Linked DNA regions of Homo sapiens: region 2 is linked to region 1. Evidence: chromatin contacts called from ENCODE POLR2A ChIA-PET data. All regions are on one chromosome and are shown on one strand. Each heading gives the region's core, a stretch centred on a gene start or an enhancer-like site at or near the end of the contact. The rest is flanking DNA. Distances are from core to core; before and after follow the strand shown.

Region 1 (6,178 bases), core at 1,243-3,742:
GGATGTGGCAGGCCAGACACCTGAGTCCCCTGGCCAGTGCGGGAATGTTGATAATGTCTTGTTGGGGCACAGCCACAGAAGATGCACAAGATCGATTGTTTTGGTAGCAGAAGGGTGGAACTGACTCACTGGCACAGGAGGCATTTTAAGCAAGCAGGGTTGTGGCCAAAGTTAAAGCCACAGGATGCAATGGCTGTGGGCGGGGACAGGCGGGAAGTTGATTACTACAGTGGAAGCACCGTCCAGAGAAAGATCTGACACCAATTTGCATAGGTCAGCCTTTGGAGGTTCACCAGCCCAAGATGCATAGAAAAGTCACTGAACTGACCAACCAGCTACCCACAGGCCAAGGTCCCCTCAGCCCCAGCACTGCACGGCTCCGTTATTGCTAACATCCCTTATGTACTGATTATGTGCACAGCACATTGCTAAGTGGGTGGGTAATAGAAGGGTAGGCTGTGGTCCATAGTTGGGAATTACTTAAAGCTCACAATTCAAAGCAGAACATAATAGGTAATAATAACATCATAAACAAATGCTTCAGAGATCTGAGTGCTCAAAGGAGGGCGAGTGTGCTAGGGCTAGATGGTCAGGGAAGGCCTCCTGGAGGAGGAGGGCTTTCACCTGGGCCTTGGAAGATAAGGAGGATTCGGTGAGTGGGGAGTGGGTGCTGTTGGCTAAGGTGATGTTGAGCAGAAGCAAGAAAGAGCAAGGTGGTGTTCGAGGAAAGCATGTGGAGAAGGGTTGATAGCGGAGTCACGGGCTCTAAGGTCAGAGAGATAGGCTGGGTCAAACAGGGGAGGTGTGGAGGGTCAGGGCAGGCCTTTCCCACTTTGTCCTGCTCCTGGAGGGGCAGGGCAGGGAGTAAGTCTGTGTTTTAGGAAGAGTTACTTGGTGGTAGGAGGTGGAGGGGGAAGGATGGAGGGAGGCAGGAAGGTGTTTGGCCTGTGGAGAAACCCCGTTCCGTGTCTTCACATCCAGTTTACAGTGGTGGCAGTGAGGGGGAAGGCCAGGCCAGGATAAGAGAACTGACAAAGTAAGAATCGCAGAATCTGGGCCACAGGGCCCCTTGGGCAGGTTCCGTGTGTAGGAGGTGACAGGCATGGAAAGAAGGTGGCACTTGGGTTCTGGGCTTTATTCCATATGATCCCCAGTAAGCCATTTCAGCCCCAGGACTTCACTTTCCCCATCTGTAACCTGGAGGAGGGGTTGTCTAGACCAGTGTTTCTCAAACTACGGCTTGGGATCACCCACATCAGGATCACCTGGAATACTTCCCCAAAATGCAGATTTCTAGGCCTTGGGCTAGACCTGGGAAAGGGAGGGAGCCTGAAAAACCTGTATTCTTAACGCACTCCCCAAGTGATTCTTAGCTGCACTCTATCAGAGAATCACTGACCCATGGTTCCCAAGACCTGTCTATCCAGAGAGAGGAAGCTTGCCCCACCTCTTCTGCTGGCCTCTCAGGTATGATAGAAACACAGATCACATCTCTACGGGGTCCTCTATCCCTATCTCTCTGTTACAGCCCTCCTGGGCAGAATGAGATGGCGACAGGGAACAGAGACATTGTGTGAAGGTGTGGGAGGACAAATTTTTTTTTTTTTTTTGGAGTCTCATTCTCACCCAGGGTGGAGTGCAGTGGCGTGATCTTGGCTCACTGCAACCTCTGCTTCCTGGGTCCAAGGGATTCTCCTGCCTCAGCCTCCCAAGTAGCTGGGATTACAGGGGTGTGCCATCACGCCCGGCTAATTTCTGTATTTTTATTAGAGATGGGGTTTCACCATGATGGCCAGGCTGGTCTCGAACTCCTGATCTCAAGTGTTCTGCCCACCTCGGCCTCTCAAAGTGTTGGGATTACAGGTGTGAGCCACCATGACTGGCTGGGAAGAGAATCTTAACTGCCTCTTCATCATGACGTGGTGTTCGCCAAGGGCGGGCTTCTCAGTGCAGCCACACTGACCTGTCCAGAAGCATTTCTCCCTGACCACTAGCTCTGGCCAGCCCTCTGTCCCTCCTACCCTGCATAATTAGAGCAGCTCTTTGCTGAGGAAGCAGAGGGCAGAGTCTAATGATGCATGGACATGCATGGGGTAAGCACAAAGGCAAGTCTGGTTTTTATTAGTGACATGGGCATGTGTGATGTGGAGTCAGCCCTCAGAGGGGACGTGCAGGAGAGGACAGATGGAAGACAGCTAAGGAGGCAAACTCCTCCTGAGGTCTTGGCTAGCTCCTCCTTAGGTCCTGGCTGGCAGCTGGCACCTGTGCTCAGGGCTGCACAGGTAGACAGAGGGCCCAGCATAAGTGCTGGAGGGAAACGGCTTCCAAGCAATAAGGGCCGCACTGAATGGGGCAAGTCCAACCAAAGGCTCCGTGCTGGGCATGGTGGCTCATGTGCAGAACTCAGCTTCTTTGCACGTACACTGCTGAGTCATTCTCCAGGGGCCTCCCACTGTCTGGCACACATGGTAGGACTTTTAGAAGTACAAAAAAGGGAGTTCTACCCCTACATCCTCATAGCTGAGTCACCAGGCTGACTGCATGGATGGCTCCTCCCTGGAGAGAGGAGGACCATCTGACTGCCAAGATGGGGCCAGCGCCACCTCTTTGAGCCCCTCCTAGGGTGCTGAAACAGCAGCTGAATGGCTGCTGGGCTTAGCATGGCTGAGGTGGCATCATGAGAGAGAGGCTGGGGATGATGTGACATGGACCTTCCCCGCCGGAAATCAGTCCCGCATCAATCCCGCTGAGCCCGGCAGCTTCACTTGCTGTGAACTGAGGACAGCTGCAGGTCAGGTTGTCATGTGAGCTAAGGACAAACTCCAGCCTGCTAAGGTATCAGAATATGTGCCCTGTGGGGGATGAAGATGACCGGAAGGAGGCAGGAAGGGTTGTGGGCACGTTCAGGTCCTTGGTGTGGGTGCTGCAGTCAGTTTTTGAGCATTCATCCAGCTGTTTGCTTATGGTCTACACACTTTTCGGTATATATTTCATATTCAATAAAAGAGTTACAAAGTTCCAGCTGGCTGGGAGATTCATCCTTACTCTGATAGCTTTTTTAGTCCTTCCCCAAGAAAAAACCAAACCAAACCAAAACAAAACAAAAAACCCAAAAACAAAACAAAAAAAACCCTAGTGTGTTCAAAACAACAGAGCAACCAGAAAGAATGACTGTATTGGAGCTAGACCCGAGAGCACATCATGTTAGCTGAGAATGGGCGTGGTGTTTCATCCCTGATGATATCAGATATTGGCTTGCTGCTTCTTGGATGTGAGCTGGTTGAGAAATAGATGAAAACCCCTGTTTGCTCAAGATCTGCAAAGTCTTAAACGCGATGGGATGGCAGAAGAACATGGATGACAAGCCTTCCTCCTGGAGGGTGCGCCAACCCCTATCACAGCCCCACAGGGCACCCGCGAGGCCAGCCCCTCCATCCTGTTCAGGAAACCTTGGAAAGAAGGTGGCCTGGCACGGGGGTGCCAGGTGGCTGGCTGTGGCTGTGGCCGCACATGCTTACAGGTCAGCCTGCCCAGTTCTCTGTTGCGGCAGGCCAGCCCTCGTGGCCCTCGGCTCTGGCAGGACTCGGTGTGAGCCGGGCAGTGCTGTGCATTCCTTTTGCTGCACTCCTTGGTTCCTCTCCCAGATAATACATTGTCCGTCTTAAAGAATTTCCTTTGGAAATCAGGGGGAGATCCTCCACTGGGGCAAACCTCATTTTCATGTCCCTGAAGTCCTCCAGGCCCACACCTCCACCCGCCTTCTGTCCTGTATCTGCGGAAATATTTATTTTCTGTAATGAACTTTCTTGGGGCTCCAGACACCCTCTCAGCCTCTTCCCACACAGAACTAGAAATGGAACACATGAAAGGAGGCCAGGAAGCAAACTCTTGACTTTCTATTCTTCAGCAGTGATAAAGGCACTGTGTGACCTCACACCTGAATTGCAATATAAAAAGCAGGCTGCAGTGAGAGCTCAGGGGAGACTCAAAACAGCAGGGAGCACCTGCAATTAATAGACCGAGGGCTCTTGTCTCTATCAAAGGGAGGGAGGCTTGGCCATCTCAAAACATTCCAGCCACTTCTCGCGACTCCCAGCTGCCATCCTGAGGATGAATAAGGGGCACAAAGTACTCTCAGGAGAGCCGGAAAAGGCCAGACATGTTTTTCTTTTTTCTTTTTTTTCTTTTTTTTTTTGAGATGGAGTCTCGCTCTGCCACCCAGACTGGAGTGCAGTGGTGCAATCTTGGCTCACTGCAACCTCCGCCTCCCAGGTTCAAGCGATTCTCCTGCCTCAGACTCCCAAGTAGCTGGGATTACAGGCACCCACCACCACGCCCGGCTAATCTTTGTATTTTTAATAGAGACGGGGTTTCACCATGTTGACCAGGCTGGTCTCGAACTCCTGACTTCAGGTGACCCACCTGCCTTGGCCTCCCAAAGTGGTGGGATTACAGGCATGAGCCACCGTGCCCCGCCCAGATATGCTTTTCCTATCTTTTCTTTTTTTCTTTTTTTTTTTTTTTTGAGACAGGGCTTTGTCATCCAGGCTGGAGTGCAGTGGCACAATCACTGCTCGCTGCAGCCTCCATCACCTGGGCTCAAGGGATTCTCCTGTCTCAGCCTCCCAAGTAGCTAGGACGTATGCCACCATGCCAGGCTAATTTTTAAATTTTTTAGTAGACACAGGCTACATTACCAGGCTGGTCTTGAACTCCTGGCCTCAAATGAGCCTCCCGCCTCGGCCTCCCAAAGTGTTGGGATTACAAGGGTGAGCCACCGTGCCTGGCAGACATGTTTTTCATACCAGCACACTGAATTCCTATCCCCAAATCCCATGGATTTCTGCTGGGGTTAGAAATCCGACCCCCTATCTTGAATTAAATCTGTGTTGTAGTTTCAGTTACTTCTAATTGAAGTTGTGACATCTAGGGTCTGTCTGGATGTGGTGTGGCCCGCCTACTCATAGTTACTTCTCATCTTTCCTGAATTGCAGAATTGGGGTTTGTGCGTATCCTGGAGGCTTTTGGCCTGTGGCTGCCAAAATGCCTACATTTTTGTGTTCACAGCTGGCCTCATCAGCTGAGTAAAAACATAGGGAAGCTAGCATTAGTTCCTAAAGACAGGCATAGTGGAACAGAGGATGAGGCAGAAAACCAGGAGGAAGAAGCGGAAACTTTACAGACCCCAGAACCAGGCGACCTCCATGGAAATATCTGCTAGGCCACTTTCTGTCTGGTGCGCCTTAGGAAAGTAATGACCTCTCTGAGCCTTGGTTCCTTAGCTACAAGATGAGAATCATGGCATCTACACCAGTGGTTCTCAAAGTGTGGTCCCTGGGCCAGCAGCATTAGCATCACCTAAGCCAAATGCAAATTCTCAGCCCATCCCAGGCCTACCTCCTAACCAGAAACTCTGGGGGGCGGGGCCCAGAAATTTGTTTTAACAAGTCCTCCAGGTGATTCTGCTGCTCACTCAAGTTTGAGAATCCCAGCTGTGCTTCAGAGGGTTGTGGTAAGGATCAAATAAGATAACACATGGAGAGAGGCTCACACAGGGCCTAGCACATACAAAGCTAACTGTAGTTTCTTTCTCTTTGCCTCGCAGAGCTATGGTGCAGATTAAATGAACTAATATGGAGGGAAAGGCCTTGTAAACTCTACAGCACCAAACGCATGAGAGCTCTATTTTTGTTAGGAAGGGTTCTGCTTCTTCACACTTTTCTGAATTGTGAGTTTTTACAGCCAGGAAATACTCCTTTTATATTTTCAATAAACAAAGGGTATTTCCTTTTTGAGTAAGAAAGGAATTTAAAAAACACAAGGACTGCAAGCTCTCGTCCCAAGGGCCTCACAGGCCAGAATGTCCTTTCTAGCCTGGTTCTTCAGACCAAGGTGAAGTCAGGTCTCATCTCCCTGGTGCTTTCCTGGCATCCAGGAACCAGATATCTGGTTCCATAACCATGGCCTCCTCAGCCAAGCCCCTGAAGTCTCCCAGAGAGCAGGCAAATAGGCAAATTCTCTGGTTCCCTGTCTAGCCCATGGGGGCTGAGCCTAGTTTGGGGTTCAGGAGTGGAGGCCTGAGCCTAGGAAGAAACTTGGGGCTGAGCTATTTGGGATTGACACCAGCCTAGCCTCATGCAGCGCCCTTTTCCCACTGGGGCAGCATCAAGCCTTGGAA
Region 2 (6,178 bases), core at 1,047-3,546, 850 kb before region 1:
TCTACCATATGCTTGGACCAGTGCTAGGTGCTGACATACAAAAAATTAACACACAGTAGTTGCTGTCTTCAAATAGCCTTCTGTTAGTAGGGAAGACAGACACATGGATAAAGAAAGTGTAATGGGACTGGGGCACGATTGTCAGGAAGGGGATCACTGTACTTTGGGTAACCTCATTTTTTCCTTTTCATTCCTTCTAGCTGCTTGCTAGAACCTTCTTGACTTTTTAGTTGTTAATTGTTCAGGTGGATTTTAAGAAGAATCAGGTGTATTTTCTTAGGTTTTGAGGCAGATTTTGAAATTCAGTAGATAATCCATCTTTTTATCTTAAATCACAGGAACTACAGTACTAAGGAAGGTGGAAAAATGTCAAATACTGGATTTTTTAATCTCATGAATTTACCATCTGAGTAAAGTTAGTCTGTTAGTAACTGAGCTGAGCTGAGTTAGTCTCCTTTTTTTTTTTTGGTTTGTTTGTTTGTTTGTTTGTTTGTTTTGAGACGGAATCTTGCTCTGTCACTGGGCTGGAGTACAGTGTTGCGATCTTGGCTCACTGCAGCCTCCACCTCTTGGGTTCAAGCGATTCCCCTGCCTCAGCCTCCCTAGTCTGGGACTACAGGCGTGCACCACCACGCCCAGCTAATTTTTTGTATTTTAGTAGAGACGGGGTTTCTCCATGTTGACCAAGATGGTCTTGATCTCCTGACCTCGTGATCCATACACCTTGGCCTCCCAAAGTGCTGGGATTACAGGCGTGAGCCACCACACCCAGCCGAGTTAGTCTTTTTGGAAAGGGAAAGGACTTTACTCCTCTGCCCCTACCCACCTCCAATACACAACACACTTTTACCTGTTTTTATTTTGGGCCAGGCACAGTGGCTTACGTGCCCAGCACTTTGGGTGGCCAAGGTGTTACCAGATGGAAAGTCTTGACTGTGAGTTGTCCAAGTTCTTGGTGCCTTGAGCAAAGAATTGAACAAAACGCACAAAGCAATGGAAGACGAAGGCATAGATTTGTTGAAGTGAAAGTACACTCCACAGAGTGGGAGCGGGCTTGAGCGGGTGGCTCAAGAGCCCTGATTGTAATGTTCCTTGGGGTTTTTATTGAATTAAAAGAATATGGTAAGCCGGGAGCAGTGTCTCACGCCTGTAATCCCAGCACTTCGGGAGGCCGAGGCAGGTGGATCACCTGAGGTCAGGAGTTCAAGATCAGCCTGGCCAACATAGCGAAACCCCGACTCTACTAAAAATATAAAAATCAGCTGGATGTGGTGACAGGCACCCGTAATCCCAGTTACTTGGGAGGCTGAGGCAGGAGAATCAGTTGAACTTGGGAGGCAGAGGTTGCAGTGAGCCGAGATCACGCCATTGCACTCCAGCCTGGGCGACACGAGTGAAACTCTGTTCAACAACAACAACAAAAGATCATGGTAACACATCTAAGTACCTTTAGGGGCTTCTGATAGGTTATGCCCTATGTAAATGAAGGATTCTGCCCTAGGCCAATCAGAGGCAGGATTCTGTCCAGGACCAGTCAGAATCAAGATTCTGCCCAGGACCAATCAGAGGCATCTCACCTATGGCATATATGCAGATGAAGGTCCCAGAATGGACCAAAACCAGACATTCCCATTCCTGACATAGGGGAGGGGAGGTTCGGAGAGGGATGGGCCTTTGGCCTGTTATGACTTGGTTGTGGACAGGTGGGGTTTTCCTCTTAGTCCAATTCCAAGAAGGCAGCCATAGGTTGGCCTTAGGTTTACTGTTTCCAGACCCTATTCTCCTGCCTCAGAGGCAGGTGGACCACTTGAGGCCAGGAGTTTGAGACCAGCCTGGCTAACATGGTGAAACCCCAGCTCTACTAAAAATGCAAAAATTAGCCAGGCATGGTGGTGCATGCCTGTAATCCCAGCCACTCGGGTGGCTGAGGCAAGATAATCGCTTGAACCCAGGAGGTAGAGGTTGCAGTGACCCAAAATTGCACCACTGTACTCCAGCCTGGGCAACAGAGCAAGACTCTGTCTCCAAAAAAAAAAAAAAAAAAAGAAAAGTGTATTTTGGATTCTATCTACTATAGAAGAAATCTGTCCTCTGTCCTGTCTTGGGCTTTCTTTTCTGACTCCTTTTGGGTAAATAAAATGTTAAGCCTGCTTTAAGGCTCAAGGCATTCATAATTATGTGTATGTAATAGAGACACTGTTAAAGCTCAATGTCTGTGGCTCGGAAATGTGAAATTATTCCTCTTCTTTTGCCTTTCCTCACTGCCTCTTCCCCCACCATACAAATTTGAGCTCGTGTTAGCAGCCTATGTTTGGCAGTATTCCAGTTCCCAGGAGGCCTTTAAACAAGATGATTGTAAAACATTTTTCATTACAGGACAGACAAAGTAATCCTGTTTTCTTAATTCTGGGCCTAGCTGTTTTTGTTATTAAACCAGCATTTTGAGTAAATTCATATGTTTAACTGGTTCATGTTGCAAAGAGACATTTTTCAGAGTCAGAGACATGAGAGGGATTGTTTGTTCTTTTTTAAAAAAGATATACTACGTATTATCTCATATCTTTGTAATAATGCATTGTTTCATGGGTTTATTCTCAGAGTTTTAAAGGCTATGCTTCCATTTTTCCCTTTCGTTACTTACAATGGAATAACATCTCATTTATCTGCCTATTTCTGATTTCTTGCTAAGGGTACATGTTTAATATTATTTTCTTTAATGATAATTGCCCATGTATTATAATAATAATTGCCTGATCCCTCAGAAACATTACAGAGCATTTAGTAGTTGTGCTAGAAACTATTACTATTGATGGGGCTGAGAAGAGAATTAATTTAATTTGGGAGAAAAATTATTCTATTTTCTTTAAACATTAAAAAATAAACTATATAAACAAAGCAAAAGAATGGGCTTGCCAAGGTTGTTGTCCTTCATAGTTAGGTAATTTAGTTTTTAAAAAAGAATGAAAGACTAATTATTAGGCAATAATAGGATCAAATTACCAAAACCTTTGAGGTGGTTCTATTTCAGTTCTCAACCTGATGTGCATTTTAAAATATCTCTACTTAGAGTAGTTAGGGTTCATAATGTGTTGTAGATTGTTTTTAGATAACAGCTTGGATGATAAAAGAAGCCATTTTCCTTGAATTGGTGTATTTGACTCAAGTTAAACTTCATACAGACTGAAAATTAGCTCTAGTGTTCTACATTCATTGCCTATTCTGTGCAGCTTGATGTACGTGTGAGCCATATGTCTGGCAGGGTTTATAACATCATGTTATTGATGATGGAAAGGCTCTTTCATAGTACTAAGAAAAATATACAAGATAACATATGTACTGTATATGTAACCTTGCAGTTTGGTTTATAAGAGATTTAACCTGTAGTTAAAGGAAATATAATGAAATCTATTGGAAATCCTTCAGAAAAGTAAAATTCAGTAGTCACTTCTTTAGTTTCCAGGTTTCTATGCAGTTTACCAATTTAGGAAGGGGAGACCTCATTAGCACATTATTTCCAGAGCAGATGAGAGATTATAAAACTATTAATACCTTAGTTTCCAATATACCATTGATCAAAGAATCCAGCACATATCTTCCTTGCCTGAGTCTCCCACTTCCTTTCCATTCCCTCATAATTATTTATAGAAAGTACCTGTTTACCGCATGTGTACCTTATGTTGCACTTAAGGATCTGCCCTTCTCCCCAGCCTCATTAAAGGATTTCATAGCATAATGTTGATTAATTTAAAATTTCTTAAGCAGTGGATTAGAGATGGCTCTGCAAAAGAAGAATGAAATATACAGGATTTTTTTTTTCATTTAAATGCAGCCCAGCTGATAAGCCGTTACTGTGTGGTAATCTCTGACCAAAGAGACAGACTTTCTTAGTGTGCTTGTGTTTGTGTCTTTTACCACCAGCACAGACCACTTTATGGGCACTCCTGCGAAAAACCAGGCTCAGAGTAGAACTTGCATGGGGAGCTTTCTGTACAGATAGTTCTAATAAATTACAGCTACATCTCCCAAAGAAACTTTTATGCTCAAAGGTATATTTTCTGTAAGAAAATAACTAAGAAACTTTAAACAGAGAAATCTTTTTAACTTGCCTTAAAATTCTTTCCTTCAAAAGGTATTGAGTCCAGTTGTTTTGATCTGAAATAACTTCTGAAAGAGACCTGTCACTGTATTCTGAATCCTTATATTAATCATAAAACAAAGCAAAACCCTTTATTTCTACTCTCTAGATATAGTGTTTTTCAGCTGAGGTTACACATCAGAATCACTTGTGGAGCAATGTTTGCTTCCACTCCTAGAAATTCTGACTCAGTAGGTAGGAGGTGAAGTCACTGCATCTCATTTTGGGTTTTTTTTTTTTTTTAAGTTTTAAAGATATTTCTGATAGATACACTTCCAGTTGAGTTTCACTACCAGCTTATATTTGAATTGGTGCCACACGTTATTTCATAAAATATGGAGGTGAGTTTCATTCATAGTTCTGTGGCTTTACAAAGAGGAACCCAGAAGGTAGCTAGAAGGAAATCCTGGCCATAAGAATTTGGATTTTGAAAGGAACCAGTCTAAACCCCCTCCTCTTTTTTTTTTTTTTTTTTTTTTGGTGGTGTTGTTGTTGTTATTTCTTTATTTCTTCTAAGGAGAAAAAAAACGGGATACATGTGCAGAATGTGCAGGTTTGTTACGTAGGTACATGTGTGCCATGGTGGTGTGCTACACCTATTGACCCGTCTTCTAAGTTCCCTCCCCCGACCCCCCATCCACCAACAGGCCCTGGTGTGTGTTGTTCCCCTCTCTGTGTCCATGTGTTCTCAATGTTCAACTCCCACTTATGAGTGAGAACATGTGGTGTTTGGTTTTCTGTTCCTGTGTTAGTTTGCTGAGGATGATGGCTTCCAGCTTCATTCATGTCCCTGCAAAGGACATGATCTTGTTCCTTTTTATGGCTGCATAGTATTCCATGGTGTGTATGTACCATATTTTCTTTATCCAGTCTATCATTGATGGGCATTTGGGTTGGTTCCATGTCTTTGCTATTGTAAATAGTGCTGCAGTAAACATACATGTGCATGTGTCTTTATAGTAGAATGATTTATATTCCTTTGGGTATATACTCAGTAATGGGATTGCTGGGTCAAGTGGTATTTCTGGTTCTATATCCTTAAGGAATCACCATACTGTCTTCCACAATGGTTGAACTAATTTACATTCCTACCAACAGTGTAAAAGTGTTCCTATTTCTCCATAGCCTCTCCAGCATCTGTTGTTTCCTGACTTTTTAATAATCACCATTCTGACTGGCGTGAGATGGTATCTCATTGTGTAAACCCCCTCCTCTTTACAGATGAATAAGCTAACCCAGAGAGGCTAAGGAATGTGCCAGAGTTGAAAGCAGAAGCAAATACTAGATCTAAGACTCTGACTTGAGCTTTTTCTACACTGGTATCTCGGACCTTGACCCTCTCCTAGAAATGCTTCAAAACCACTCAGTGGTCTAGAAGTTGCTTTGAGCATCCCAAAGCCTGCCAGTGTGTTGTGAGGTCTCAGGGTACTTAATAAAACCAATAATGCAGCGAGCAGGAACTCTTAATTCTTCCAAGTTCCTAGGTAGGAGTAATGGGTGACATTATAGTTAGAAATTGTAGATATTACTCAAAATCCTTTTGTGACTTCATTGTAAACATGGAAACTTCTGGCAAAAGATAATCTAGATTTGATACTAAGGATTATTAAGAACAAGATCAGTTGTCTCATTTAAACTGAACCTTAAGTATTGGCAACAAGTGTAGGAAATTATGCCAATATTATATTTCTAAGCAAGCCTGACTTTTAGCTTGTACTTTAGAAAGAGGATATTATGCCCAGATTTGCAATTTAACCAACGAATGGAGTAATATGTTTATTAATTAGGATTAGAGTTGGCTGCTTTTTAAAAATCCAAATACAAGTAGCTCAGTCAAGGTGGAGATTGATTTTTCTTTTTGATAAAAAAAATCCAGAGAGAAGAAAAGTCCAACATTAGCATGGTTACTCCACAGCCATCAGGGACTTAGGTTCTGTTTTTTGCTCCATCTATTCTTGGCACTACTTTACATCGTCAAGATGTCTGGTGATTCTAGATGGCTTCTGGACCTTTCATTCTAGCCATCTCTCTTGAAAGAATTTT

The links. ChIA-PET counts read pairs that join two places held with the same protein, here RNA polymerase II (POLR2A).
Region 2: POLR2A ChIA-PET joins it to region 1 with 11 read pairs in activated CD4-positive, alpha-beta T cell. The contact joins two enhancer-like sites. POLR2A ChIA-PET finds 5 or more read pairs at or near these places in 2 of 52 experiments (CD4-positive, alpha-beta T cell and activated CD4-positive, alpha-beta T cell).

What each region holds. Positions count from the first base shown.
Region 1 is chr15:63,368,790-63,374,967 of GRCh38, reverse strand. All of the region lies in intron 2 of CA12 (carbonic anhydrase 12), which reads left to right. Among named protein-coding and RNA genes, the nearest start is that of CA12, 10 kb to the left of the region's middle. Within about 2 kb of position 2,492, at least 11 of the 41 ENCODE cell types and tissues checked have a DNase peak (open chromatin) inside an H3K27ac peak, as active enhancers do.
Region 2 is chr15:64,220,874-64,227,051 of GRCh38, reverse strand. The region is part of intron 4 of CSNK1G1 (casein kinase 1 gamma 1); the gene reads left to right. Among named protein-coding and RNA genes, the nearest start is that of PPIB, 61 kb to the right of the region's middle. Within about 2 kb of position 2,296, at least 4 of the 41 ENCODE cell types and tissues checked have a DNase peak (open chromatin) inside an H3K27ac peak, as active enhancers do.